Linked DNA regions of Mus musculus: all the other regions are linked to region 2. The links are chromatin loops, found by intact Hi-C in ENCODE. Cell type or tissue: heart. All regions are shown on one strand.

The links. Peaks named below come from ENCODE experiments on the same cell type or tissue, not always from the same donor. Only the 100,000 strongest peaks of a DNase experiment are listed, where the experiment ranks them.
Region 1: a loop joins it to region 2, with 5 times the contacts of the local background. A loop is called at or near these places in 35 of 42 quality-filtered maps.
Region 3: a loop joins it to region 2, with 5 times the contacts of the local background. A loop is called at or near these places in 18 of 42 quality-filtered maps.

Annotation. Positions count from the first base shown.
Region 1 is chr5:119,688,230-119,693,229 of GRCm38, reverse strand. It overlaps Tbx3os2 (T-box 3, opposite strand 2), which reads left to right and starts at 2,012. Exons shown (of 3, transcript NR_040416.1): 1 at 2,012-2,222; 2 at 4,833-5,000. In heart, CTCF peaks have their summits at 562 (motif pointing right) and 1,900 (motif pointing right); a DNase peak (open chromatin) is centred at 2,019; H3K27me3 peaks cover 4,163 bases.
Region 2 is chr5:118,779,064-118,784,063 of GRCm38, reverse strand. No RefSeq gene overlaps it. Among named protein-coding and RNA genes, the nearest start is that of Gm42015, 62 kb to the left of the region's middle. In heart, no CTCF peak of the experiment used is centred here; a DNase peak (open chromatin) is centred at 2,313; H3K27me3 peaks cover 3,156 bases.
Region 3 is chr5:119,710,144-119,715,143 of GRCm38, reverse strand. No RefSeq gene overlaps it. Among named protein-coding and RNA genes, the nearest start is that of Tbx3os2, 21 kb to the right of the region's middle. In heart, a CTCF peak has its summit at 3,326 (motif pointing right); a DNase peak (open chromatin) is centred at 2,113; H3K4me3 peaks cover 741 bases; H3K27ac peaks cover 462 bases; H3K27me3 peaks cover 815 bases.

The DNA of each region.
Region 1 (5,000 bases), 910 kb before region 2:
TAAATAAATCTTAAAAAAAAAAACTGTAAGCAGGGCTGGGGACTTGGCTCAGTTAGCAAGGTGCTTGCCCTAGCACACATGCACAAGCTCTGGGTCTCATCCCTAGCACCACGTAAACTGGGTATGGTAGCAAATGCCCATGATCTAGCACTTGAGACATGGAAGCAGAAGGATAGAGTTCAAAATCATCACCAAATCGGAGGTCAGCCTAGACTATGGGAGACCTTGCCTTCGAACCAACTAACCAATCAACCAAATGTAACCTTCCTTATCAGTGTGAAAGCAAGTGGTGGGTACTGTCAGCCTGTAGGTCATGTCCTGTCCACCCTGTCAGTGTCTCCTTGTGCCCACAGGGAGAACAACAAGGCGTGCTAGAGAGACAAATGGTTTGAAGCAAAAGGAGAAACCGGGATGCAGAGGGTAATCTTTTATATTGAACACTCCTACAGGAAACCTTTTTTTTTTTTTTTTTTTTTTTTTTTCCGGCTGGCCCATCATGAACCAGGACTGGACAGGAGTCCCAGCCCAGTCCTGAAGTTCAGCAAAGGCATTCTGGATGAAGTGCCAATGATGACCTCAAGAGGGCGTGCCTGAGGGACTCGGACTCAAGCAGTGGCTCCTAACCAGGGCTGATGCTGTCAACGTGGTTCAGGGCAGCATCCAAAGACATCTTAGGTTGTCTCCCAAAGCGTCTGTCTAGTGGGCAGATACCAGAGCTAAATGGCACTACCCCTTCCTGAATTCATAGACAGGACATCCCTGAGCTCATAGAACCAGCCAGTTGTCACCAGTGCCCAAGTTTGAAACCTAGGCTGAGGGAGCACTGGGAGAAGGAAGGTGACAATTTGGCCTTGAAATAGCTTGCTTCTGAAGAGTCGGGTGGCGTGCAGTTGAGAAAGGAGAGGCCAGGTCACTCCTGTCCGAGGAGGCCACTGAAGATGATGCTGTTCTATGATCATAGGACTTTTTGAAACGTGCTTCCGAGCAGGACTTTGGGATCATTCCCACTATTGGATAACTGGTAAGTTTGAGGTGAAGCAGACAGTGAATTTGATGAGCTCCAGATACGAGGATTGTGAAAGAGGGAGTCAAGGATAATCATTTAGAGACATCCACAGGAACCCAGTGGTCCAAGGACAGCTTAGAGACAATGAGCAGAAAGGTACAACCTGGGCATCATTCATCCTACAAGACCGTCATCTTCATCCTCACACAAGCTCCAAAAATTCTCTGCCATCAAGTTACATGCTGGTCCTTGGAGTATTTTAATTATCTAATAAATCGATAAAAATAATTAAATGACAAAATTAATAACTAAATCAATTAATCATAATAAAAATAATTAATAGAATAATTTAATTAACAAGTATGTATACAATGTATGTGAGTGTAAGCATGTGGATATAGCTCAGAGGACAGATTCTGGGAGTTTGAGTCTCCTTGCAGCTTATGAAGTACCCCAGGCTGGCCAGACTGTGACTTTCAGTTCTGACCTCCACTCCCACGCCCCATCTCCCCGTAGGAGTGCTGTGAGCTCAGATACATTCCTCCACATCCGACTTTTAAAAACGTGTCTTCTGAGGTTCACACTCAGCTGCCAAGCTTGCTCTGCCGGCACTATACACTCACCTCATGGCATAAGAGATGTTACACAACTTGATCAAGGTACCAAAGCAATATTGTAGCAAGGTACAAAAACAGGTCCTGTTGTTTTTATTCTACATCGTATCTTTGTGCCTCAGTACCATGTTTCCCTCCTTCCCTTACTTTATTTTTGTGCAACTTGGCATAGAATCTAGGGGCAAGCTCTACCATCCACCCCCAGCCCTCTTTCTTATTTTTAAGAGACTTGTTCTCTGCATTCGAAAAATCTCCGTGAACTTCTCCGGTGCAACCAGCAGATGGCAGCAAAGGAGCGGCTTAGCGAAGCCATGGGCGCCTGACTCACGCTGGCCGCAACTGCTCATAGCTTTTTCCCAAGGGAAGAACCCAGAAGCAGCTCAGGTAGAGTGCAGTTGTCGGTTGCCCGGTCCTGTTTTAACCTGAAGAAATCGAGAAGCGCCAGGAGGGTGCCGCTCCCATTCCAGTCATCTCCAAAGTGGTCCTGTTTAAAGACAGAGCAAAGGACCTGTATCCTCATCATCTGGAGAGGCAGACACCTACCTACACTTTATGACCTGCCTTCAAGAAAATCCTGGGGGCAGGCTCGGAGTGGAAGAGAGGTTGGTGTGGCATTTGTCTTGAGAAATGGGTGGTGTCTGGTGGGCAGGCTGGAGTCTCTTGAGTCAAGCAGGCAGCTTCCGATTTCATGGATGGTATTTTTGAAACAAATCTTGGGGCTGAGCAGGATACAGCCGGGCTGAGCTTACTCGTGGGGTAGCGAAGAGGCCTTCCTCCCCAGTAATCAGAAGGAAATAAAGAAAAACGGACCATAGATGTCCCCTTTGTTTCCTGAGCGTTTCTTTAGATGGTCATGGATTTTTTTTTTTTATGATAAGTCAAAAATTACACAGTAGTGGAGAAAGGTAGAAAACACACCCAGGCTAGCCTCTACCTTCTTCCTAATTCGAGGTCCTCTGTGCAGGCTTGGCTTGGGGGGGGGGGAGCCAATTACATATCACTGAAAGTGTTCCTGCGTTTTTGTTTTTTCTCATCTTTGCTCTGACTTCTATACAGGTGTTCCCCCAGGCCCCAGAGTAGCCTTCCTCCAACATCCACACAGGTATTTCCCAAAAGCCAACCCCACCCCACCCCACCCCTCATGTATGTCTTAGTGGAGAAAGTTTGGGATCCCAGAACTTGGAAGAGTCTGACGCAAGAGCACTGAGATTTGGTGGGGAGAGGGGTCCACGTGGGATGCAGGAGAAAAGGCTGTCATCAAACAAGATACCATCAAACAGAAAACTAGAATGTCCTGAGAGGGTTGGAGGGGGCATGGAGCAGAGGAAACCTGGCTAACCTTGACAGTATGGTGAACATTGAAGCCACATCCCCCCCACTCCACCCAGTCCCAAGCCGGGACCCCAGAAATCTCCCCACAAAAGGGCCTCCCCTACAGTTTCCTATACCTTCCACCCTGGCCTCTAGTGAGAAGTAATTTTGTTTTATGAAAAGTAGTTGCTTTTTATTGCCTGGGATAGCCTAGAGAGGGTGACCCTCCCAACAGGAAATTAACAGAGAACTCATTGAGGGTGATAATGACTGCTCATAATCATTCGGCTGATAAGTTAATATAACTGATTAATCAACTAATTATACAGTGCCCGAACACACCTACTTCCTTCAGCCTTCCCATTTAAAATAAGCAGGCTAAGACCAGGCGCTACGAGTGGGAAGTGGGAAGTGGGGAGTGGGGTGTGTGTGTGCTAAAGTTAAATTTAACCTAGGCAAGCCCCAGGCTGAAGGCACCATCTTAAATCTTAAGTCCAAATGTTCCTAAACCCCATTGGTTATTGTCCCCTGAGCAGTGTGTGAGTAGGTCATTGGTTAGGATCACACATCTCCGAGAATCTGAACTTCTACTGCCCTTTCAGAAGGCTGTGCACATGTAAACTACATTTTCTGTGTAATTTTCACGGGCTCCTCAAAAAATAGCCCTATAGAATAGCCAGTGAGCTCAGAGTAGCTGACCTTGGGGAGAGCAGGCTGGGCTGGGCCGATAGAGGGGTTGCTTTTCCTGTGTGGTGGCTCCTGAGTTGTTTGGTTATGGCACTGTCTTTCCAAACCTGCTCTTCCCAAGGCTCTCTGCCAGATTGGGAGAACTGGGAGATAGCTAGAGCTACTGCCAGGGTGAAGAATGCCTCTTCTAGGCACAGAGAGATTTAAAAAAAAAAAATCCTACAAGATGCTGGTTCTGGGGACTGAGATAAATGAATGACAGCCCCACAAAGGTGACCGGAAGGAAGGAAGGTCTACCCGAGGGTCAGTTTGGTGTCCATAGTGTCCTTGACACTTGGAGACTTTGGTGAGGCCAAGAAAAATGCTGGTGTGAAAGAATACAAGTCCAGGGTTGGCTCTGGGGTCCTGGGGAGGACAAACCACCGCTCTGGGGACCAGACAACTCAGCAATCCGAAACCAGAGCCCAGGTCATTAGCAGGAAACCAAAGTGCCGGGGTATCGAATTTCTAAAAGTGCCAATACTGGGCTGCCTGGGATCCTAGCACTGGTGCAGCTGGTGGTAGGGGCATGTGAAAAACCAGATGGCACCATCAGTCGGTACCCTGTTCTAAAGAATTCTTTCCGGTCCCCCTGGTTTTGTCTCCTATTCCTGAGGCTTAGACCAAAGCTGGGAGACAAGTCTTCAGTTTGGGTCCTCTGCACCTTATGGGGGTGGGGGTGGGGGAATGTGTGTGGCCTACAATCGCCCAGGGGCTGGTCCTCTGTCTAAGATCTCTGGCTTCTCAGCAGAACCCTGGTTTTTACTCCCTTTCTGTCTCTTGCAATTAAAGTCACATCGATGCGATGCAAATAGAGGACCTGAAAGGAAAAACAAAAACAAAAACAAAAAAAAAACCCAAAACCTGCATTTGCAGAGGTTTCTAGAAAAGGAACAGAACAAACTAGCAAAGTATAAACACGATCTTCCCAGAATCCCCACCTGCAGAGCCTGTGTCTGTGTCTGTCCAGCTCTAGGCCTTTGCTCCTGGCTAAAGAGAACAACTGTAGACTCTGGGGATCCCAAGGGGCATCTGAGCCTGGGAGCCTAGGACACTCAGCTTCGTCCCTGATCTGCCAGAAAGAGGAAGCCAGGATATAAACCTTGGGCCTGCTTGACTAACCACTCTAGTATTTGGTTGAGGACGAATTAATCCCTTCTACCTGGCATCCACAGGGCCTCAACCTCCAAGTCTTCACCTGGAGAGAAAGAAGTCCTGATTCCAAATCAAAGCCCTACTTTGACAATTGCACCATGGGATTCACACCAAAATTACAATCCTGACCTCTGAAGAATGGAAGCAGCCGATCCCCAAGCCGACCCACAATTTCTCTGTATCCGGGA
Region 2 (5,000 bases):
CTTCATTCCAGTTGTTGGGAGACCTGCATGAAGACCAAGTTTCACATCTACATATGGAGGGGGGCAGGGGGTAGGGGAAGGGGGGCAGGAGGGGTCTAGGTCCAGCCCATGCTTGCTCTTCCGTTCAGTCTCTGGGGGCCCCCAAGGGTCCAAGTTAGGTGACTCTGTTGGTCTTCCTGTGGGGCTCCTAATCACTTTGGAGCCCTCAATCCTCCCCCAACTCTTCCACGAGACTCTATCTAACATTTGCCTGTGGGTCTCTGCCTCTGCTGGGGGACCCGTAAACTAGATCCTATCTGCCATCCTGACAGTGTCATTAATAATGCCAGGGATTGGTTCTTGCCCATGGGATGGGTCTCCATTTGGGCCAGTCAGTAGTTGCAGCCTTTTAATTTCCTATTTCCAATCTACAGTTCTTGTGCCCACAGACCCAGAAGCCATAAATGCCGAGGGCCGGTGTTGCAGCCCCTAACGGCAGTGGTTAGTGGTCACCCCAGCTCTAGCCACAGAGTTAAAAGCAAGCAAATGGGCATTCATTCCCATGGAAGCTGGTGTGGGTCACAGCCAGGGCTGGGAGGTTAGTGGGCAGGTGATACAGGGTCAGCCACTCTCATGGGTGGTGGATACCACGTGACATGGCAATGGGCATCCAAAGATGTCAGGCTACCCCCTGAGAGATCTTTCAGGATCAGCTGTCCCCTGAGAGATCTCATGTGCCCCCACACCCATGCATGAGGGGTGCAACTGCCCAGCACTGAAGCCAGAGGAGCTTGCGGGAGGCGGCAAGCTTATGGCTTTCACTGTTCAGCTCAATGGGCCTTTGTTTCCCCATCTGTATAAGTGAAGCTAGGCCAAGTCTGATCCCTAAGTCGTTGGGTCGCAGGTGCCGTTTTCCTTCTGTAGAACGGGGGCTCCCTGGGGCAGCACCTTTCAGACACCAATGGCATCACAGGACCTCAGCCATCTTCTTTAGTAGGCTTCTGTAGTCGGTACCATCTGTAACTCCAGTTCCAGCAGATCTGATGCCCTTCTGTGATGTCCTAGGGCACCAGGCACACACATGACACCCAGAAATACTGTATGTAATACAGGGAGAGAACCTAGATGTGTAAAATAAGATAAATATGAATTTTGAATAAATAATAAAACACATTTGCATGAAGTCTGAATTAGAAGTGAATAACGGAGCCAATCTTGTCATTGTGCAAAGGTTACAGGCATGTCCAAATACTAGGAATGCAGTGTTGCAGGGCAGAGCAACAGTGCAGGATCCTGTCCCACATGAAGCCCACTGCTGACCCCATGTGTGTTCTTGAAGGCGAGTCCCATTTACACACACACACACACACACACACACACACACACACACACACACGGTACTGAAAAGAATCCAGGGCGTGTCCAGCATACATTAGTTGGTGAGTACCCAGAAGGTGGAAGACCACAGAACGTGAGCCCAAACAGAAGTCCGCTGGGTGCTCAGAGACACACAACATCTCCCTGTGCAAGCACAGCACACTGGGAGAAAGGATGGGAAAGACACAAGAGTCTGGACCTGGACAGAGGCGGTTTGCTGAGGGTGGGAGGGTCTGCCTTCCAGGAAACAAGACTAGTTACAGACCCTCCGCAGTCTCAGTTTACAAAGTCCTCAGAGGACAGTGACAGGCTGTCTGAGGCTGACAAAGCACTGGCCACAGGCAGCCTGGGTGCTGGTAAGGACACACCATCGGGGCTTGTGTCCTGCAAGCAGATACAGCTGTGGGCTGTCAATCAAAAATAGTCATACAATCAGAATGGTGTCATCCTAGTACTTGGGATAGAGGATCAACAGAGATTTCAGGGCAGCCTGAGCTACATGGTAAGTTCCAGGCTAGCCAGGTCTAAACAGTGAGACCCTGTCTCAAAAATAATTGAACAAACAGTAATACAAACCCAGACTGTGTTCGAGCCTTGGCTTGGCCACAAACAGACAGTGTGACCCTGGGTAAGTTGCACGTTCCCCTTCATGGCATCAGCTCACCCAGCCTGCCCCTTGCTTGCTGAGTGCTGTGTGGCCTCGAGCAAATAGCCTTGCCTCTCGGATCCTCTCAAGTCATTTCTGTAGTGGGTACTTGGGAACGTTATCTCGGGGTCCTTACGACCCCAGTAGAGCAAAAAGGGCCTTGCACACCACACTAGCACACTGTTAGCTCTGCAGGTCTCACCTGGGTTGCCTCAGTCTGCCCCCCTCATCACCATCCCAGGCTCCAGCTGCCCAGGTGACATGGCGCCAAAGCTCGGCTGCTGCCCGGTCTGTGGCGACACCTGCTGGCCACATGTGGAAGGACACGAGCTCCGCTCCGCTAGATGGATGGATGCACCTGATGCGGGTGCGGGACTCAAGGACTTGAGGTTGCATCGCTCCTAAGAACTCGGGGCTACCGTCCTGGAATGTAGAGCTAAGACCCTGGGGTCGGAAGGAAGCAGGATCTCCACAAGGAACTAGGCTAAGAAACTGGAGGACAGGAGACTGAGAAAGATGCCCTCCACAGCGGCTGCTACCACGGAAACCGACGAAGGGGGAGTGGGATCCGCACCCCTACCTCACCCCACAGTGAGGCATTGAAACATCTAGAAATTACAGAGTCTATTTAGTTCGTGGTGCCTGCCATTAGTGTCCACGGATCTATTATTCAGTAAGAGCCATGCTTTGACCCTGTAACCCTGTGACCCTGCGACAGCATTGGGGATGCTCTGCTCCTCTGATGTTACCCTACAGCCTAATTGGATCTGAGAAGGTCCTTCTCCCTGGAATTCTGACGCACAGCGCCCCTTCCAACTGCCCAAGACCTACACAGAGGGACGAGTCCCCTAATGGAGGAAATTTGGGACCAGCAGAGGAAATGACCAAACACTGAATAGCAGACCAATGGGTGTTTCAGCTCCGACTCAGGGAGGTCAGGTTAGGGAGGGAGGGACAGGTCACTGATAAGAGATGAGGATAGTGAAAGACACAGGAGAGGAGAGGGAAGGGGAAGTGGGGAGGAGAGGGAGAAGCAGGGGACAGTGAAGGGTATGGAAGGAGGAGAAGACAGTCTCTTGTAGCCCAGGCTAGCCCTGGACTCTGAACTTGCTTATATAGTAGAGAATGACCTTGAATGCCTGACCCCTCCTGAGTCACACAGGGCTTCACCAGTGAGTGTGTGACAGTGTCGCTAGGTTAGCTGAGTGTGTGGCCTTAATGGGAGCTTCTGGGTGGACTATGGCAGACCCACCTCGTGTGAGCCTGGGAAGAAGGACCCTATGAGAAAGGGCCAAATGCTGTGCCCATCACTAACATGAGAGTTAGAGGGAGGGGAAGAGGGGAGCAGAGATCTGAGCTGGCGGCAGGCAGCTTGATTTTCCTACAGCAGGCACAGCGGCACCATGACAGCGGCTATTTGGAAGATGCTTATGCGGCCACAAGCCTAAACTTAATGCCAGCGCCGAGGAGGCAGAGGCAGGCAGATCTCTGAGTTCAAGGCCAGCCCGGTACACAGGGTGAGTTCCAGGTCAGCCAGGGCTATAGAGAGAAACCCTGTCTCAGGCTGTGATCCAGAGGTGGAGGCAGGGAGTTCAATACCAGTCTCTGTGTTCTCTGACTTATTTATCATTCAGATAAAGATAAATGTGCCCTGCAGATCCTCATTGGCTGAAGTAGCTCATGAAGGACAGGCCTTGACGGTTCTATCCACCTCAGCTTCTGGTCGAAGCTCTTCACGCCTCAGGCACAGTCACGGGAGGAGCCACGTTTATCCTAAAGTCGCAAGCTCCCACCACCAAAGGTGAGCCAACTCTAACTACCTTCCCCACCATGAAACACTGAATCCTCAGAAACCAGGAACCAAAATACTTTCTGTGCTACCCCAGGCCAGTTAAGTCAATCGACAGCTTGGTTTTTTTTTTTTTTTTTTTTGTTTTTTTTTTTGTTTTTTAAAATGGGCCAAAGACATTAATAGAAACATCACCCATGAAAACATACAGACCAAAGAGGTTTATAAAGTTCAAGGTAACCCTTACACACGGGGAGCTGGAGATTAACCTGGAATACATTAGATCATCCAAGCAAATAAACTCCATATGTAAATTTATATTTAGGGTGGACATATGCTTTGGCACTCACGTGGGGGTCAGAGGGCAACTTTTGGAACTCAGTTCTTTCCTTCCTCCATGTGGGTTCCAGGGAATCAAACTCACGATCATCTGGCTTGGGTGCAATCGCCCTTTCCCTGAGCCGTTTTGCCAGCCCTTAAGTATAGAAAAACTCATACTCCTGTCCATTGTATAAAGCCTTCACGTGGATGCTTAGAATGGGTCTACTCATAACTGCCAAACACTTAAAACAGCCAAGGTGTTCTTTAGTAAGTAAAGCTACGAATAAACTGGAGAGATCTAGCAGGGACTGACGTCACTCAGGACTTTAAAGAAATGAGCTAAACTGGGTGTGGTGGCGCACACCTTTAATCCCAGCACTCGGGAGGCGGAGGCAGGCGGATTTCTGAGTTCCAGGCCAGGCCAGGCCAGGCCAGCCTGGGTACACAGAGAAACCCTGTCTCACAAAAACAAAAACAAACAAACAAAAAAGAAATGAGTTGCGGGGGGGGGGGGGTATGGAAAGACACTGGAGGGAAGGTAAGTATACACAAGCACGTGAGGTCGCTGAGGAAGGCTGCGCGCCATACAGTCCCTACTCTTGAATGTTCTAGAACAGGGAGATACATGAAAAAGAAAGTTCCCTGCATGGTGGCCTTGATTGTCAACGGGATCTAGCCTCACACAGAGACAAGCCGCTGGGCACACCTATGAGTGAGTTTTCAGCTTAGATAAACTGACAAGGGAAGATCCACCCTACGTGTGGATCTGCATCGTCCCTGAGGGTAGGACCCTGAACTGGAGAAAAGGGGGAAGCAAACTGAGCACAGGCGTCCCTCTGTTTCCTGACTGCAGGTGCCTGCCTCACACTCCTGTTACCGTGGCTTCTC
Region 3 (5,000 bases), 930 kb before region 2:
TAAGTCAGGTCAACCTTGCACGTCCTGGGTGCTTGCCCTGCCTGTTTTGTGCTTGGGAAAATGGGGTTCAGAGGGACATGCAGTTTAACCCAGAGAGACAACTGTGAGGGCAACGGGGCTCTGTAACATCTGCTCGCTGAGTTGAGAGCTTTTTTTTTTTTTAAATCACTGTAAAACTGAATTCCCATAGATAAACCAGGTGGAGAATCAAAGGCAGAAAGACACACAATTGAGGTGGGCCCCGATGTCACAGGTCCAAGGATAAAATCCACAGCCACAGCCCATGCCTGCCACACCAGCACTCTTCTGTTAAACAGCGATGTGGGGGGAAGGAGGAGGAGAAGAAGGCAGAAGCAAATGCAACCATTCGAAAAAAAATCCGTAATTATTAGCATGATGACATTGCTGTATCATTATTAATAGTCAATCTCTTCGCAATCCCATCTGATTTCCTTCCTCTTTTCTTTTATTTTTAAGATTTATTTATTTATTTATTTATTTATTATATGTAAGTACACTGTAGCTGTCTTCAGACACACCAGAAGAGGGCATCAGATCTCATTACGGATGGTTGTGAGCCACCATGTGGTTGCTGGGATTTGAACTCAGGATCTTCGAAAGAACAGTCGGTGCTCTTAACTGCTGAGCCATCTCTCCAGCCCCCTCATCTGATTTTCTATGCACATTAGTGTTTGTAACTTGAAAAGCCAACAAACAAAAAACAAACTCAAACAGTCTGGGAAGAGTCGTGGCCTCCCTGGTTTGTATCCAGTCGGCTCTGGAGCTGCCTTAACTCACTGGCATCTGCTGTTGACCTCATTCTGAGCTCTTGCTGAACTTCTCTGGGTCATGTCATGCTCACATCAGCCCAGCACCTCCAAACTAAGAGAGAGTAGTGTTTCCCTCCAGGACCTAAGGACACAGTCCTTTGGATGGGAGGATCTTCCTAGAGCCATTCACAGAAGCCAGCAACAGAAAGCTTTTGGTTGGAGCCTGCAAGATGGCTCAGCAGGTAAAGGGGCTTGCTGACAAGACTAGCAGCTGGAGTTCAAACCCCAGAGCCCACAGGGTAAAAGGGAGAGAACAGATTCCTGCAAGGTGTCCTTTAACTACCACAGAAGCATTGTGGTGTGTAGGCACCCACACACAATAAATAAACAAATGTAGTTAAGTGATTTTTGTTTATATAGTTTGTTATTTTGTTCTTAATTTGTAAAATTATTCATTTTATGTGTGTTTTGCCTGTATGAATATATGTATGTATGTATGCATGTATGTATGTATGTATACCACATGGTGCCTATGAAGGTTATAAGAGGATATCAGATCCTCTAGGACTGTAGTTACAGATGTTTGTGAACTACCATGAAAATGCTGGGAATCGAACTTGGGTCCCCAGCAAGAGCAACAAATGCTCTTAACGGTTGAGCTGCCATCTCTCCATCCCCTAAAAATATTTTAAAGTGGGCGTGGTGTTGGATATAATTGATCCCGTCGCTAAGGAAAGACAGAGGCAGGTAGATCTCTGTGGTTGAGGCCAGCCTGGCCTACATCGTAAACCCATGCATCGGATAAATAAATAATGTCAACTTAGGAAGAAAGCTTTTAATTGGCCCAGTCACAGTCATTTGGGGAGCCCCTGGGTTTTACTCCAGATGTAGCGTGCACGATTTGTACCAGTGGGCTTGCAAGTGAAATATCAGTACAGCTAAAACGGCCTGCCTCAGCAAGAATGGGGTAATCCAAGCTTGTAATTCCAACATTTTAGAGGCTGACGCAGGAGATTGTCGAGAGTTTAAGGTCAGGCAGGGCCACACCTATTTCCAGATCGACCTGGGCTCCAAAGTGAAACCCTGTCTCCAACAAATAACGACAATGAAACAAAGAACTAAATAAACAAACGGAGAAAATAACCTTTACTATAGTGAGCCACATGACCTGGAGCTGACCTTGTGACGGCTGATGTGTGCTCTCAGTGGAGCCTTCTGGAAGCAAGACACAACTGTTCAAATTCACTCTTTTTTCTTCTTCATACTCAGAACGTGCAGGCTGACGTGGCCGCTCATGGCCACGAGGGGGCAGCAGAGCCCCAGCGTCGTCTGCCGACCCAAGGTCGGTCGGTGGTGGCTGCCTGTCCTCCACCGCAGGAAATTGCAGGCGCCTCCTGGTTTAAGCAAAGCTAATTGTTCAAGAGTCCCAGACTTTTCTGGGATCAGATAAAGCTGGCTGTGTGACTTTGAACAACTCATTAACCTTTCTAAGCCTTAAGAAACGATAGATAATGGCCAGTGACTACGCCAAAGGCATTGTCGTTAAAAAAAAAAAAAAAAAAGTAAAGGACACTGTGTAAAGCGCTGTCCGGCAAAGACAGGATCAAGAGGAAGCGGGGTTCAGGAAGGAGGGCTCGATGTTTGTCACAACAAGTTCATAAAGAAAAAAAAAAAAGCGCGGAGACTTGAGCAAAGTCCTGCATGTCTGCATGTTTATGGGGGAAATGAAGACCCAACAATGGCAGGGCATTAACCGAAGGGAACTGTTTACTCTAAAGGGTTTGCACTCCACGGAAGGCAAAACAAGAAGGCTGGGGAACCCTGATGCAGAATGTGAAGTCACTTGCTGCTGGTGTAAAGAGAATGCAGTAATGTGTGTGTATGTGTGGTGTGTGTGTACACACACGCACACCTGTGCATTTATGTGTGTAGATGTGTGCACGTGTCTGTACGTGTGCACTTCAGATTCGGTCATCTCTTGCCACCTTGTTTCAGACAGGTCCTTTTTGTTGGTGGCCACTGTGCTGCAGCCTAGCTGGCCTGTCAGCTCCCCAGAATTCTTCTGTCTCTGCCTCCCACCTCACCCTGGGGACTGAGATTGCTGATACCCCAGGTGCTGTGTGGGTTCTGGGGAATTCAAAGTCAGCTGCTCACACTTTACCCCAGGGCTCTGTTCTTTTGTTTTAGGGCAGAGTCTGCTAAGTATCCAGGCTGCCCTTGAACTTCCTTTCCCTGGCCTCCCGCACTTGCTAGGATTACAGATGAGCACCGCTGTGCCTGGCTATGGTGGCTACTTTACAACACCATGGGAGAGTGGATTGAGACCAGTGAGGTTGGTAGATCTTTAATCCTAGGACTTGGGAGACAGAAAAAAATTCAGGTGAGAAGCACAAACACTCTCAAGTGACCAGAGCCACCTGAGCAGTAAGAGCACTGCTGGCTCCAAACACTGGATCTCAAATTATACTACGTAGTTAGAGCAGCACAAGATTTGACTTTCTCAATGTTCAACTATGCATCGTGTTCATGCAGTGCCCATGGGGGCCAGAAGAGGGTGCAACGTCACCTGAAACCTGAGTTACAGATGGTTGTCCCCTGTCGTGTGGGTGCTGTGAATCCAGGTCCTCTGGGAGAGCAGCCAGCACTCTTAACCACTGAGTCATCTCTCTAGACCCTTGGTTTTGGGGTTTTGTTTTGTTTTGTTTATGACAGGGTCTCCTTATGTAGTCCTGGCGGGCTTGGACACCTGTCTCTGCCTAGACAGTGCAGGGATTAAAATGTGTGACATCGCCGTGCCCTCTTCTGGCCTCCTCCAGCACCAGGTAGCCACGTGCTACCCAGGCAGAAGATCTATACACATACACATACACATAAAGTCAAATAATAATTTTAAGATATTTTAGGGGAAAAATGGTAAAGCAATCGGGGTGTGGAGACTGAGGCAGGAGGATTGTAAGACTGAGCACTGCCTGGATATATTGGAGTTGTGGAGGGGTAGTAAAAAAGTAAGACGACCTGAGATCAAATCCCAGCACCAGTGTAAAAAGCACTGGGGACAGAGACAAGCAGATATGTCCCAGGAGGTCAATGTCCAATTAATTAATTAATCAATTAATTTTGTCTATGTGTGCATGAGTATGTGTACCACTGGACCCGAGTGAAGATCAGAGGTCAAGTTATGAGAGTCTTGCCTTCCACCATGTGGGTCCTAAGGATTGAATTCAGGTCCTCTGGCTTGGTGGCAAGCACCTTTATCCACTGAGCCACCCCCTGGCTTGTCCAGGGATTTTGTTTCATGTTCCTCTCCACCTCATCCCCTTTGGTAGCTCTTGTTTGAGCTTTTGTTTTGTTTTCTGCTAGGGACTGAAGAAGGGACTCCAGACCTCAGGCATGCTAGGAAAGCACTCTACCACTGGGCTGCGCTCTCGGCCTCTCTTACCCGCTAGGTCTAGGTCTTTCTGCGGAGGCACCACATCTGAGCACTGCATTTTACAGAGGAGAATTGGCGGCTCAGAGGATGACCTTGTTTGCCCCAGGTTCCATGGTCGATGGACATCCGAGAAAATAAAAGGTTGCTTCTCCCCTATTCCAGAGATGACTCCAGTTCACTGTAAGCAGAAAAAAGAAAGAAAGAAAGAAAAAAGAAAGAGAGAAAGAAAGAGAGAAAGAAAGAGAGAAAGAAAGAAAGAAAGAAAGGAAGGAAGGAAGGAAGGAAGGAAGGAAGGAAGGAAGGAAGGAAGGAAGGAAGGAAGAACTCAACCTAGTCTAACCGATAGCGGACTGTACTCTCTGTCACGGTGAAGATGTTTTTAAAGCAAACAAACAAACAAAATAAAAGAGCAAACAAACAACACACACACACACACACACACACACACCCCAAACCAAAAATAAAAAATAAAATAAAAACTTCATTCAATGTTTATTTAGTTATCCAGTGTTGAGCCAACCTAGGGCCTTGCGCCTGCGCACAGGTTTTCTACTGCTGAGTCACACCTACAAGCGGACATGGGATGGGATTCAGGTGATTGTGATCACGAGACTCTAAATTCAATTCCCAGCCTCGTCCTAGTCAGGGAGCGGGCTCTCTCTGCATCTGGACCAACCACTGTAAAAGACTAAGAAGCAGAAACAGGGAGGCGTCTCCGGGAGGTATGAATTGGGGTGGAGGCGTGGGTGGGGCCTGCGGTCCACGTTTAACCTGGTTTTCTGCCAGACTTAAGACTGAAG